Linked DNA regions of Homo sapiens: region 2 is linked to region 1. Evidence: read pairs that join two places in POLR2A ChIA-PET (ENCODE). Cell type or tissue: endothelial cell of umbilical vein. All regions are shown on one strand. Links, peaks and the distances in the headings refer to the core of each region. The heading gives the core; the rest is flanking DNA.

Evidence for each region. ChIA-PET counts read pairs that join two places held together with the same protein. Peaks named below come from ENCODE experiments on the same cell type or tissue, not always from the same donor. Only the 100,000 strongest peaks of a DNase experiment are listed, where the experiment ranks them.
Region 2: POLR2A ChIA-PET joins it to region 1 with 11 read pairs; 2 of 35 experiments call an interaction of 5 or more read pairs at or near these places.

What each region holds. Positions count from the first base shown.
Region 1 is chr17:60,167,011-60,175,048 of GRCh38, forward strand. It overlaps a transcript of CA4 not described here and the pseudogene FAM106DP. Among named protein-coding and RNA genes, the nearest start is that of CA4, 21 kb to the left of the region's middle. In endothelial cell of umbilical vein, for the core only: no CTCF peak of the experiment used is centred there; DNase peaks (open chromatin) are centred at 3,161 and 4,321; H3K27ac peaks cover 1,655 bases.
Region 2 is chr17:60,427,088-60,432,991 of GRCh38, forward strand. CHCT1 (CHD1 helical C-terminal domain containing 1) reads left to right here. Exons shown (of 6, transcript NM_181707.3): 5 at 2,275-2,470; 6 at 4,094-4,339. The coding sequence ends at 4,179. Among named protein-coding and RNA genes, the nearest start is that of CHCT1, 7.6 kb to the left of the region's middle. In endothelial cell of umbilical vein, for the core only: no CTCF peak of the experiment used is centred there; no DNase peak of the experiment used is centred there.

The sequences.
Region 1 (8,038 bases), core at 2,155-4,654:
GAAATTCTGATACTTGAGTCCGCACACTTACAATTGCTACATTGTACTGCTTTTCTGAAGAAAATTGAGAGGTAAAGGAACTTGTCCCTTGCCAGCGAATGAATGACAAAATGGGGAATTGAACCCAGATCTGCAAACCCAGCAGTCCTTGCTGCTTCCCTTATACTGAGTGCTGCTGGCCTCCAAGTGTTTCTTGTTCTGTGTTTCTACATGGACGCTTACAGGGAAGCATGGGTGCAGAAATCGCCAGGCCAGTCAAGGACGCTGGGATGTGTGCTGACCCTAGCCCTGGAGCGCTCTCCCCCACCACTCCCCGCAGTCTTGCTTCCTCTTGTGAAGTCTACGTGCTAGCCAAGACCCAGCCTGTGAGGCCTGACCTGATCTCTGCTCCTTGTCTGCTCCCCCAGCAAGAGTCCCTGAGGAAAAGAATGGGGAATCACGTCTTAGTCATCAGAGCATCGAAGTGCCCAGGCCAAGGCTGGCCACAGAGAGGGAGGGCAGGTGGCAAATGTTTGCAGCACGAGTGAATAAAAGGAAAAATGATAGCAAAGAATGGAACTACCAGGCACCATTCCAGGGCTGGGACTAAATATTTACCTTGCCCATTGGGCAAAGATAAGCCTGGTTTTCCAGGCTCTATTTATGCCAGCTTTCCTTCAGGGGCTGACACAGTCAACCTGGTATCATTACAGCTTGAACAGCGGTTTCCACATGTGGGATCTGGGTGTACAAGGTGCTTGATTCTCAGATTCTGCTATTCCCTAGCTCCATGTGTCTTCCCAGTCCTTGAGCCCTAGGTGGCTTTGCACCTCCATTCTGCTGCCTGGTCTGTCCCCAGTCTCCATGAGGCTATTGAATCGGGGTTCATTCTACTCTAGATGAAGCTGTGTATCCTCGTTTAGCCCCTGAGGTCAAGCCACATCAGGAGCTGCTTACAACATGACAGGACAGACTTGCCTGGGTCTACTGCCTCAGTGGCCTCCTGCGAGACACCTCTCTTAAGGGAATAGGGTTGGGTATGACAAGCTGGGTCCAAGTGAAGCTTCAGAGATGTAGAGATGTAGAGATGTAGAGATGTAGGGGAGGAGGGACTCTGAGTTCAGTGTGGCAACCACTCAGCCTCTGGGACTCACACCAGGGGCATAAGGAGAATGGAAGCCGCATGTGGAAAAGGGAAGGGTAATTTCTTTTTATTTTTTGGGGGGGCGTGGGGAAGGGTGATTTCTTTTTTTCGGGGGGGAGGAGGAGGTGGGGAAGGGTGATTTCTTTTTTTGGTGGGAGGAAGTGGGGAAGGGTGATTTCTTTTTATTTTTTGGGGGGGAGGTGAAGAAGGGTGATTTCTTTTTTTGGGGGGGGCAGGTGGGGAAGGGTGATTTCTTTTTTTGGGGGGGGCAGGTGGGGAAGGGTGATTTCTTTTTTTGTGGGGGGCAGGTGGGGAAGGGTGATTTCTTTTTTTGGGGGGGCAGGTGGGGAAGGGTGATTTCTTTTTTTGGGGGGGCAGGTGGGGAAGGGTGATTTTTTTGGGAGGGGGTGGGGAAGGGTGATTTCTTTTTTTTTTTTCGGTGGGGAGGTGGGGAAGGTGATTTTGTGGAAATACGAACAGCTCTGCTTTGGGAAAGCCTTCGTGGAGTGTGAAGGGAGCAGTGAGCAACTCTGGCCCCTGGTGTCCTGCCTGGGAGGCAATGCCTAGAGGCAGTGGTCACGTTGGGTGAGGGGTGCCCAGAAGATCGGGTGGTCCCTCTCAGAGGACACCACGTGGCAGCTGAAAGGACTAGTTGAAGAGCACACTTGAGATACCCTCTGGAGGCTGCCATCAGTACTTTGAGGGAGAGTGGGTCTTTGCAGGGGGATAAAGGAGAACCAATGAAACCTGAGTCATTACAGCGAGTGACCTTTCACTGAGCCTGAGGCTGCTATAACCAGGAAAACACAGCCAGTGTGGAAGCAGATTCACAACCAGGCACGGTGACTCGCGCCTGTAATCCCAGCAGTTTGGGAGGCCAAGGTGGGCAGATCACCTGAAGTCAGGAGTTTGGGGCCAGCCTGGCCAACATGGTGAAACCCCATCTCTACTAAAAATATAAAAATTAGCCGGGCATGGTGGTGCATGCCTGTAATTCCAGCTACTTGGGAGGCTGAGGCAGGAGAATCTCTTGAGCCTGGGAGGCGGAGGTTGCAGTGAGTTGAGATCATGCCACTGCACTCCAGCCTGGGCAACAGAGAGAGACTCCCTCTGTCTCAAAAAAAAAAAAAGCAGCAGCAGCAGCAGCAGCAGCAACAGCAGATTCGCAGATTCATGGAGATACTACTGCTTGGAATTTGGTGATGCTTCAGGGAGTGGGGCCGGAGCTGGCCTATGCTCCAGACAGGCATAAACTATCAACGTAAACACAATTACACCTAAGCCTCTGCAGGCATGGTGCTGATGCTGCCCCCTCCCAAGGGGGTACCATCTGGGTGGGTACAGGCCCTGGAGGCTGACTTTTTTATTTTTTTTAAGATGGAGTCTTGCTCTGTCACCAGGCTGGAGTGCAGTGGCTCAATCTCGGCTCACTGCAACCTCTGCCTCCTGGGTTCAAGTAATTCTCCTGCCTCAGCCTCCCAAGTATCTGGGACTACGGGCATGCGCCACCATGCTCAGCTGATTTTTTTGTATTTTTAGTAGAGATGGGGTTTCACCATGTTAGCCAGGATGGTCTCAATCTCCTGACCTCGTGATCCACCTGCCTCAGCCTCCCACAGTGCTGGGATTACAGGCGTGAGCCACTGCCCCCGGCCAATGCTGACAATTTTCAAGTCAGCTATGGAGTTTGAATTTTCCTCCAAATTTACACTGGCTATTTCCCCAGTTCAAATTAGGCCTGACTGGTTTCTCTTTCTCTTTCTTTTTTTCTGAATACATATCAGTTTTGGATTGAGGCCTAACATTTCCACTACCATCCAGAGGAGAGATGAGAAAACCAGAGTTGGGCTCTTAATCCCAGGGGAAAAAACAATGGGCTGCTCTGGAACGCTGCAGAGTCAGGGTTGAATGAATGCAGGAGCGGGGCAGGCAGCTAGGGAGTGTGTCGGCCACGTGATGAGCCTGCCATGGTGTCCAGATGGACATGTGGTATTTGGTTTAAAGCCCACGCTACTGGGGCATAAACAGCTGAGGATAAATGATCAGACTCAATTGTTCTCTCCTTTCCCAGGAAAGGCCAGGAAGGAAAAGGCCCCAGTTTAAGGGAGAAGGCATTGTCCTCAGTGGATGAAGCATAGTCAGGTAGCCCGGTCTGGCAGGGGGCCAGTGGGGAGCACGAGATTCTCATGGCTGCTGTGGCTGGTGGCCGCCTTTACAACAATAGCATATTGGACTCCTGTCCTTCCCATCCCACCTCTGAAATGATCACACCCATGTTAAATCTCTGATAAGATACTATCAGATACTCCAAAGTCCAGTTTGGAACTACAGTCTTTGCTTGACTCAATCCAGAATCCTTTCTCTCTCCCTGGTCCTATCTCCCCATCTAATCCCCCTCAATTCTTCTTTCTATCCAGCTGCTAAGGTCCCTGGGCCATCAGAAGCGAATAGAACAAACCTAAGACATCACTCTCCATCAAGAGGCCTGCATGACTCTTTATTTACATCATCTTCCAGGAAGAGGAGGAGGAGCTGCTTTGGGGACACCCACTTCCTCTCCTTACGTAACAACACACTGCATTTGCACAAGTGTCCTTGGTTGTAAAGGGTTCCACACTCACTTTCTTATTCAGGGCTTATTACAAGCCTCTCAGGTAGCTATGGTCATGGTACCCTGATCCCTTGTCAAAGATGAGCCCACTGAGGCTCAGGGTGACTACCGTTGTGCCAGGAGTTGCTAAGTGGTGGATCACAGACTCCAGTTCAGGGGGAGGTAGGGTGGTAAAGAAGCAGCTGGATGAACCTGGGTTTGAATCCTGCTCAGAAATGTTCCATCTGTGTGACACCACAGGCAAGTGACTTAACCTGATTGAGCCTCAGCTTCCTGATCTAGAAAAAAGGGTGATCATGCATCCCTCATAGAGCTGTGGTGAGCATTTACGAATCACGAGTGAAACATGCATAGCATGGGGTTTGGCAGATAGAAGTCCAGTAAATGTCTAAGCCCATCTCCAGCGTTTCTTCTGGTTCCAAGCTCAGGACTATCCTTTAAGCTAAGTGGTAGATACTCAATGAACGTGTTTTGGATGATTTAGCCCTCTCCTTTCCCCCATCCCTCCCCAAGTGAGAGGATGTTTATTTGCAGCTCTGTGCTGCAGAGAGCTCTGCAAACAAGGATTGGCAGCAGTAACTTTCTCCAGCTGGCACAACAATGAAAGGCCACAGGCCCTGGGGCTGCTCCCTATGGATGTCCAGGGAACAGAGGCCAGGCAGCAGGCTGACTGCTCCGGGCACTCCCTGTGGCTTCTTCACTCTAGCTGGCTACCCAGTATACTGAGTAGCAAAATGGCCTTTGAAAAGGCCCACCCTGTGGCCATGATTTCTAGCAGACCAAATGAGAGTGTTCTCCTGGGAGCACTGTCAACTCCTCTTGCTGGAGACAATTCTCTGGGAGCTCCTCAGACCCTACTGGAGCACTGTGTGCTTGGCTTTCTGAATGCTTAGAGGTGACAGGTGCTTTAGCAGACATCCAATCCACAGCGGTTGCCCAGGCAGCACTACACCCCCCACTGTCACTTCAACCGGAGTAACTCCAACCTCATCTGCTTTAGCTATGGGTCCTTCAGGTAAATGTGGCTGGAATGGCTGGAAGAAAGGGTCGGGTCTCAATGTTGTTTCAAAATAAAAGCTGAAGACAACTGACCTAATGCAACTCGCTCAATATTCACAGGGGGAACCGAGGCGCGGACAAGGCAAGTGACCCCCAAGGTCATACAATTCTGCCAAGTGCTGAGCAAACACTGCGGACTGGACTTCTGGTCTACTGCTTTCCATGGCATCAGCTAAGATGACTGCTCTGAACCTGGGGCTGCGGCAGCCTCTGATGATGGCCGTAGGTATCTCCTACTCCATTCTGGAGGCTCCCTGCTGATCCCTAATGTGGAAGTCCCCCTCTTCCTCCCCAGTTTGTAATCCCAGTGGGCACTGAGGTTTGGCCATCAGCAGCAGAGGATCCTGCTACAGATAACTGAAGGGTGGTACTGAAAAAACCATCAGATCAGCAGAGAAGCCCCGTCCCCTTATCCCCAAGGTCCTTGGACAACTCCTCCAACCAGGCACATTTTTCCTTCCTGGGCTGCACTCAGCTGTGACTGGGCTCCTCTCTCTGGCATGCCTCCTCCCTGTCCAGAGCTCTTCTAGGTTTTCCCCCTTCTGCCTCCTTTTTTCTTCCTCCTCCACTTCCTTCAGTCTTCTTGGGGCATTTCAAGCCTAGCACCCATCTGTGAGTTCCTCTTGGGCTTGTTGGTAAGGTCTAAAGTTTGTTATCAAGAGAAATTCCAGCCAAAGTGGATTGTGAATATGAAAAAGAGAGAAATTACAGCAAACAGAACTTATGTTTATAATAAAATGGTCTAAAATAGATACATATGTGCCGTGTGGTGGCTCACACCTGTATTCCCAGCACTTTGGGAGGCTGAGGCGGGTGGATCACCTGAGGTCAGGAATTCGAGACCAGCCTGGCCAACATGGTGAAAACCCGTCTCTACTGAAAATACAAAAATTAGCCAGGTGTGGTGGCGTGCGGCTGCAATCCCAACTACTTGGCAGGCTGAGGCAGGAGAATCACTTGAATCCGGGAGGTGGAGGTTTCAGTGAGCCGAGATAGTGCCACTTCACTCCAGCCTGGGCGACAAGAGTGAAACTCCGTCTCAAAAAAAAACTAAAATAGGCCGGGCACAGTGGCTCACGCCTGTAATCCCAGCACTTTGGGAGGCCGAGGTGGGTGGATCACCTGAGGCTGGGAGTTCAAGACGAGCCTGACCAACATGGAGAAACCCCATCTCTACTAAAAATACAAAATTAGCTGGGTGTGGTGGCTCATGCCTGTAATCCCAGCTACTCAGGAGGCTGAGGCAGGAGAATTGCTTGAACCTGAGAGGCGGAGGTTGTAGTGAGCTGGGATCGCTCCATTGCACTCCAGCCTGGGCAACAAGAGCGAAACTCCGTCTCAAAAACAAACAAACAAACAAACAAAAAAACTAAAATAAATAAATACATAAATAAAATGGATATGTATTTATACAAACCATAGAAAAATGTTTGGCAACTATCCCAAGATACCTGACAATGTGAAATACTTTTATTACAACTGGCCTGACCTTCAAAGGCCTTCACAGCTCCTGCCTTCCTGTTACAGTCTACTATGTTCCTCATGCACCTTCCACTCAGCACAAACAGGCTGCACTGCCTCTGAAACGCATCACTTGAATCCTGCCTCTGCTCCTTTGTCCATCTGAATCACCCTCTCCACATTTCTGACCCAGTAATCCTAATCTCACTTTATGAGGCAGTTCGCTTCCCTTTTGCATTTCCCTGGGGTACACTGTCAATAGCCTAGTGTCTGATGTCATCAGTCAGCACTTCATCAGAGGCAATTATGTCTACAGAGCTTTTGGCTAATTACTGTCACTCCTTACATGTGTGCATATGCATATCATCTTTCCCTAATGAGACTGGAAATAATGATTCATTCCCTGGAGCAGTGGTTTCCATAAATGACCAACCCACAGACCAGTGCAAACTGGCTGTGAAAGAGCTTCCTCTGAGGAACTTATTAGAATGCAGATTCTTGGACTGCATGGGAGAGGAGGATCTCATAAATCTGGGTGTAATAGGCACAGAACATTAGGTGTAATATGGGCAGGACTCTGGACTCAGCATATCCAACAAGCTGCTGGCTGATTCCGATGATGCCGATGAATTGCCAGGTTGGGAACTGTTGCCCCCAGAGAAACTAGCAGAGAGCTCTGTACGTGGTAGGTGCTCACTCCCCTATTGTTTGGGTGTATGCCTCCTGATAATGAACTTGAACATAACATTATTGTTATATTATGCCTGTATTGTTTCCTTAAGTGAGGGAAGAATGCTTTTGAGTACCTAATAGGTGGCAAGCTCTGTGCCTACTTACATACATGATCTATTCCTTTTAATAACCTTTGGAAATGAAGTGGTATTTTCACTGGGCGTTAGAAATCTGAAAACTTTCGTTTACAGCTGTTGCAACAGCAGAACTAGAATGTGACCTCCGACATAATGGGCTCAAAGTCTATGACCTTTCTGCTCACCAGAGGGCATGAACTGCTGGTTTGTACCTGGCTTGCAGATACCTTCTTTGGGCAGCACAATGTTCAAAGTTAAAAAAATTTACCAACACTTCTAAACTGGATACTTTGTATTAATATCTGGGTTTCTGGCTTCTCTTCATGGGAAAAACAAAACAAAACAAAAGGTTTGGTGAACACTGGGGCCCACATTCCTGCAGGACAACAGTCACATGGAGCCTTTAGATGGGCATGTGCCTAGAACACACTAGAGTCCCCATCGCTCCCCATTCTCTTACATTCTATTCCCAACCAGGTTCTTATAGGCCTGGGTTTGTGACTGCTGCACACTTATCTACTCTCTTGCTTCCCACTGGTCAGGAAGTCTGGCAAACTTAAAAGGCCTCTTTTTGTTGCTCTCTCCTGTATGGATCTCTGATCATAGAGGTGTGTGCATTTCTGTCTTTGTGATTTCAATACTAAGGAAGCCGTTGGTACATTATCAAGAGAAACTGGGATCGCCACTCCCCAACTTACACATTCTGGTGTGTCCCAGTAAAATTCTGTACTCAGCCTCCAAACTAGCTGGGAAAAATGTGGCAAATCATCTACTTGCTCCAATTCAATGGTGTTTAGAAGTAAGAAGTCACTGTGAGCAATGCCACCAAGTGGTGGAGAGACTCCATGCAGACTCACCACCTTCAGCCAGGGAGGCTGGGAGGCCGAAGACCTCTCTCAACGCATAGGGCCATTCAGAAACTAGAAACAAAATGCTTGCCCATCTCCCTAGGCCAGTCCTTCCGAGGCTTTTTGA
Region 2 (5,904 bases), core at 423-2,922, 260 kb after region 1:
GTGAGCTGGTGGTATTACACAGCAAGTTTATGGAAGCGGCCGTGTAGAGTAGCAGCAGAGGCACTCCTCCTTGTGGAGCAGGGCTACCCTATGGGCAGTGTGCCCAGAGTAGCAGCACAGGGGCAGCTCTGAGCTCATATTTATCCCCGCTTTTAATTACTTGCAAATTATGGGGTGGTTATTTGGAATTTACCAGAAAAAGGGTGGTACTTCTGGGTTGTTGCCATGGGAAGGGGTCGCAACTTCCAAGTATTGCTATGGCAATGGTAAACTGACATAGCATTGGTAGGTGTGTCTTAGGGAGAGGTGCTTTCACCCCTTCCCTGTTTCAGCTAGTCTTTTTTTTTTGATATGGAGTCTCACTCTGTCATCCAAGCTGGAGTGTCGTGGCGCGATCTTGGCTCACTGCAACCTCCGCCTCCTGGGTTCAAGTGATTCTCCTGCCACAGCCTCCCAGGTAGCTGGGATTACAGGTGCACACCACTGTGCCTAATTTTTGTATTTTTAGTAGAAACGAGGTTTCACTATGTTGGCCAGGCTGGTCTCGAACTCCTGACCTCAGGTGATCTGCCCGCCTCAGCTCCCAAAGCATTGGGATTACAGGAGTGAGCCATCGCGCCCAGCCTACCACTCTTCATGTTGTATGGGCTATAGGTTTTGCCAAAGGTATGATGACATGTATCTACCATTACAGTATGATATGGAAGAGTGCCATGGTCCTAAAAACCCCCTGTGCTCCATCTATTTGTCCCTGCCTTCCTGCCCCCACTCCCCTGGCGACCACTGATCTTAGGTTCACTGTCTCTTAGTTTTGCTGTCTCGGAATGTCATATCGTCGGGATCATACAATATGTAGCCTTTTCAGATTCGTATCAGTGAAATTTTCATACTAGGTTTCATTAGAATCCATTGGTTTCAGGGGCTCCATGAGGTCAAAATATTACAGGGACTCCTGGGGGTTTGCAGAGCACACTTTGAGAACCACTGGTCTGGAATAATAATCATAGATAAAGCAGATGTAAAAGCATTCTATGTGCCAGGTACTTTATATTCCTTCAAGTAATATTCAAAAGTAACCCTAAGTGGTAATTAGGTTTATTGTCTGCAGTGTGTAAATGAAGATCCCAAATACAGGGAAGTAAGGTAATTTGTCGCAGTCTTTATAGCAAGTAGGAAGGAAGAGGAAGGGTTCAGCCTCCATCTGGCTGGGATGAGAGCCGTGCTCTAACTGCGCCCTCCTGCACTCTCGCCGTGCAGCCCTAACCAAGTCCTCTCCCTCTCTGCATCTGTTTCTTCCTCTGAACATGTAACGATTGGAGAACTTCAATGATTTCTCTTCTGAATAAGAGGAGCTGCCACTTTACTGATTTCTAGATTTCTGGATTTCATTGGCCTGAATTTTTTTTTTTTTTTTTTCGAGACAGAGTTTTGCTCTTGTCCCCCAGGCTGGAGTGCAATGGTGAGATCTTGGCTCACCACAACCTCCACCTCCAGGTTCAAGCGATTCTCTTGCCTCAGCCTCCTGAGTAGCTGGGATTACAGGCATGCACCACCATGCCCAGCTAACTTTTGTATTTTTAATAGAGACGGGGTTTCACCTTGTTGGCCAGGCTGGTCTTGAACTCCTGACCTCAAGTGATCTGCCCTCCTCGACCTTCCAAAGTGCTAGGACTACAGGCATGAGCCACCGCACCAGGCCGAAAAATTTATATATATATAGTCTTTGAATTTTAATTTCAAAATTCAAGCTCTCAATTTATTTCATTTCTAAAATTTTTATTTTTTTTTTAACAGACTCAAAGCTTACAAAGGCTCCCATTTTTTTTTTTTTTTAAGACAGAGTTTCGCTCTGTTGCCCAGGCTGGAGTGCAGTGGCGTGATCTCGGCTCACTGCAACCTCCGCCTTCAGGGTTCTAGGGATTCTCCTGCCTCAGCTAAACGAGTAAGGCTCCCAATTTAATTTTTGCTAAGTTAGATCTTTAAAACACATATCATTTCATTGCAAAAAAACAATAAGACACTGCAGTTCCAAAAAGAGATGGAAGACATGATCTCAAAATAAAGGACAACGCAGGAGGACACCATTGGCAGCTTGCCTCCATGTCCCCACAGTCTTTTCTCTCCCACATCTGTGATTCCTACCCCATCCTTTTGGTTAGGCAAGTGTGACCGGCAGGCAGACCTTAGCATTTCTCAACAAATGCGGTGCTGGGACTCTAAAGTTCAGGTCCCCCTCTTCTCAACACTCTCCTTAACACGGAGGCTCCATGGCAGGTGACATTCTGCGCCTCGGATGCGCCGGAGAGGTCCTTGCTGGCCGACCGGGAAGACAGTCTGCCCAAGCTCTGCCATGCATGGGGGCTGCACAGCAACATCAGCGGCATGAAGGAGCGGCTGTCCAACATGCAGACCCCAGGTCAAGGGAGCCCCCTGCCTGGGCAGCCAAGATCCCAGGACCATGTCAAGAAAGGTAATGACCATTTGGTGTTGGGGTGATGCCTGGACCCAGGAGTTTGTGAGTGGTGTCTGGGTGTTTCCCAAGAGTAGACTCAAGCAGCCGGGAGCCTCTGCCCCCAGCCTGACAAGCTCCTCTTCCCTCCTTTCCATCTTCTCTTCATCCCGCATTTTCCTTTCTGTTTTTTCTTCTCTTTCTCCACTTTCTCTTCTCTTTTTAGTCCCCCTCTTCCCCAGGCTTGCTCATTATAGAAAGGTTTTTGTTTTTATTATTTATTTATTTTATTTTATTTATTTTTTCCAGACGGAGTCTCGCTCTGTCACCCAGGCTGGAATGCAATGGCGCTATCTCGGCTCACTGCAACCTCTGCCTCCTGGGTTCAAGCGATTCTCCTGCCTCAGCATCCCCAGTAGCTGGGATTAGAGATGCCCATCACCATGCCTGGCTAATTTTTGTACTTTTAGTAAAGACAGGGTTTCACGGTGTTGCCCAAGCTGGTCTTGAGCTCCTGAGCTCACACAATCCAGCCGCCTCAGCCTCCCAAAGTGCTGGGATTACAGGTGTGAGCCACGCACCTGGCTTTTTTTTTTTTTTTTTTTTTTTTTTACATTCCTGACCTGTTGAAAAGATGAGGCTATTATTCAGCAGAATGTTCTCCTTCCTGATTTATTCCCTATTGCTTCCTTTTGACATCTTTTAGCTTGTTCCTCTATAAACAGGACTCGAAAGTCTTCATGGGTTCAAATGAAACATGTTTTTGGCTAGAGGCTACATAAGAGATGAGGTTATGCTCTTCCCATTATTACCTGACAAAGCACAGAATATCTCATGGACCCACCGGGAATGGGCTAAGATTAGTCACTGAGTCTGTCCTTGCAATGAAAATAACCTATGTGGTATTTCTTTGGCACTATGTTAATAAAGTAAGTTATTTTATTTTTTATTTTTATTTTTTTGAGACGGAGTCTCACTCTGCGGCCCAAGCTGAAGTGCAGTTGTGCGATCTCAGCTCACTGCAACCTCAGCCTCCCCGGTTCAAGTGATTCTCCTGCCTCGGCCTCCTGAGTAGTTCAGATTACAGGCATGTGCCACCACACCTGGCTATTTTTTGTATTTTTAGTAGAGATGGGGTTTCACCATGTTGGCCAGGCTGGTCTCAAACTCCTGACCTCAACTGATTCATCCGCCTCAGCTTCCCGAAGTGCTGGGATTACAGGCGTGAGCCACTGTGCCTGGCCATAAAGTCAGTTCTTAATTAAAACTTGGCAATGGGGTTTGCAAACAGTACTGGGAATTGGGTCATGAGGCCTAGGAGAGGAGTAAGGAAGAATCAGAGGTTGGAGCCAGAGGTCGAGGAAACTCGGGTCTTGCCCTGACTCTTCCCCTAACTTGCTGTAAGACTTTGGGCAGGTCATTGCTTTACCCTGGACCTGGGTGACAGTCCTCATCTGTAAATTGGGGACAATGCCATCTCTCTACTGGGTTTCTGTGAGAAAAAACTAAGTGATATAGGTGGGAAGTAAGATAGGATTTTGCTATTCTTCCTCTCTGCCCCTACAACACCCCCCATGTATTACAGACTGAGATTCTTACTATTTGTGATGTCATTGGGACTGTCTCTGACCTTCTCTTTTTCAGATTCTTTAAGGGAGCTTTCTCAAAAACCAAAACTCAAGAGGAAGAGGATAAAGGAAGCCCCAGAAACTCCAGAGACTGAACCGTAAGAAGACCAACTGGGACAAAGGGCCCGCTTGTCCTGGCTCTCAGAGCACGGGGAATGGAGACCAAAAAGGGAAAAGAATTGTCCTTATCAAAAAGATTCTCAGGTCTTAATTAGGAATAAATGAGGTGGGAAATAAACATTCTTATGACAGTTCTACCTTACTTGACCAACAGTCATCATTCGTACATTTTAAATTTGTTTAAAAGATATTTGCCAGCCACCTTCTAAGTGGCAGGTGCCCCACATATGCACAGATGAATAAGATGTGGTCACTTTGTCAAGGACCATCACAGTCTAGTGGAGCAGACAGACATAGAAAAGACACGACAGCAGGGTAAATACAGGTGACTGGGGCAGGCCTCCGGGGAGTTAACAAAGGAGCTGGGTGTTTGCCAGTGGAGCACACAGGTGGGGAGGGAGGGAGCCTGGGGTCAGAGAATGGCAAGCCTGGCAGCCCGCCTGCATTGTCTGGACTTCATTTTGTGGGTAGCTTGGGATGGGCAGTGGTAAGGGAAGTGTCAAGTAGTGGAATGAATGGGTGTCACTACGGTATTGGGGAGATGCTCTGGTGACTGTGAGCAAAGTGCATGGAAGTGAGCGAGGCTAGAGGCAGGAGACCAAAGAGGAAACAACACCGATGGTCTTAGCTAACATGGTGGCTCGAGCCATCAGTCACAAATCCACAGCCTGCACACTAAAGTAAGGCTACTGATGTGTTTTGTTTGTCCTGGGTCATGTTCTACTTGTTGTTTAAAACACTTTAAGTCCGGGCATGGTGCCTCATGCCTGTAATCCCAGCACTCTGGGAGGCTGAGGTGGAGGTTTGTTTGAGCTCAGGAGTTCCAGACTAGCCAGGGCGATATGGGAAAACCCCATCTCTACAAAAAAATTAGCTGTTCATAGTGACGCACACCTGTAGTCCCAGCTATTTGGGAGGCTAAGGTGGGAGAATCGCTTGAGCCCATGTGTCAGTCTTTTCTCGCACTGCTAATAAAGACATACCTGAGACTGGGTAATTTATAAAGGAAAGAGGTTTAATTGACTCAGTTCCACGTGGCTGGGGAGGCCTCACAGTCATGGCAGAAGGCAAATGAGGAGCAAAGTCACATCTTACATGGCAGCAGGCAAGAGAGTGTGTACAGGAGAACTCCCCTTTATAAAACCATGAGATCTCATGAGACTTATGAGAACAGCATGGAAAAAAACCCACCCTCATGATTCAGTTACCTCCCACTTGGTCCCTCCCACAACATGTGGGTATTATTACAATTAGAGGTGAGATTTGGGTGGGGACACAGAGCCAAACCATACCATACCGCCCCGGCCCTTCCCAAATCTCATATCCTCACATTTTAAAACCAATCATGCGTTCACAACAGTTCCCCAAAGTTTTAATTCATTTCAGCATTAACCCAAAAGTTCAAGTCCAACATCTCATCTGAGACAAGGCAAGTCCCTTCCGCCTATGAACCTGTAAAATCAAAAGCCAAGTTAGTAACTTCCTAGACACAATGGGGTTGCAGGCATTGGGTAAATACACCCATTCCAAACGGGAGAAATTGGGCAAAATGAAGAGACTACAGGTCCCATACAAGTCCAAAATCCAACAGGGCAGTCAAATATTAAAGTTCCAAAATGATCTCTTTTGACTCCATGTCTCACACTGAGGTCATGCTGATGCAACAGATAGGTTCCCATGGTCTTGGGCAGCTCCAGCCCTGTGGCT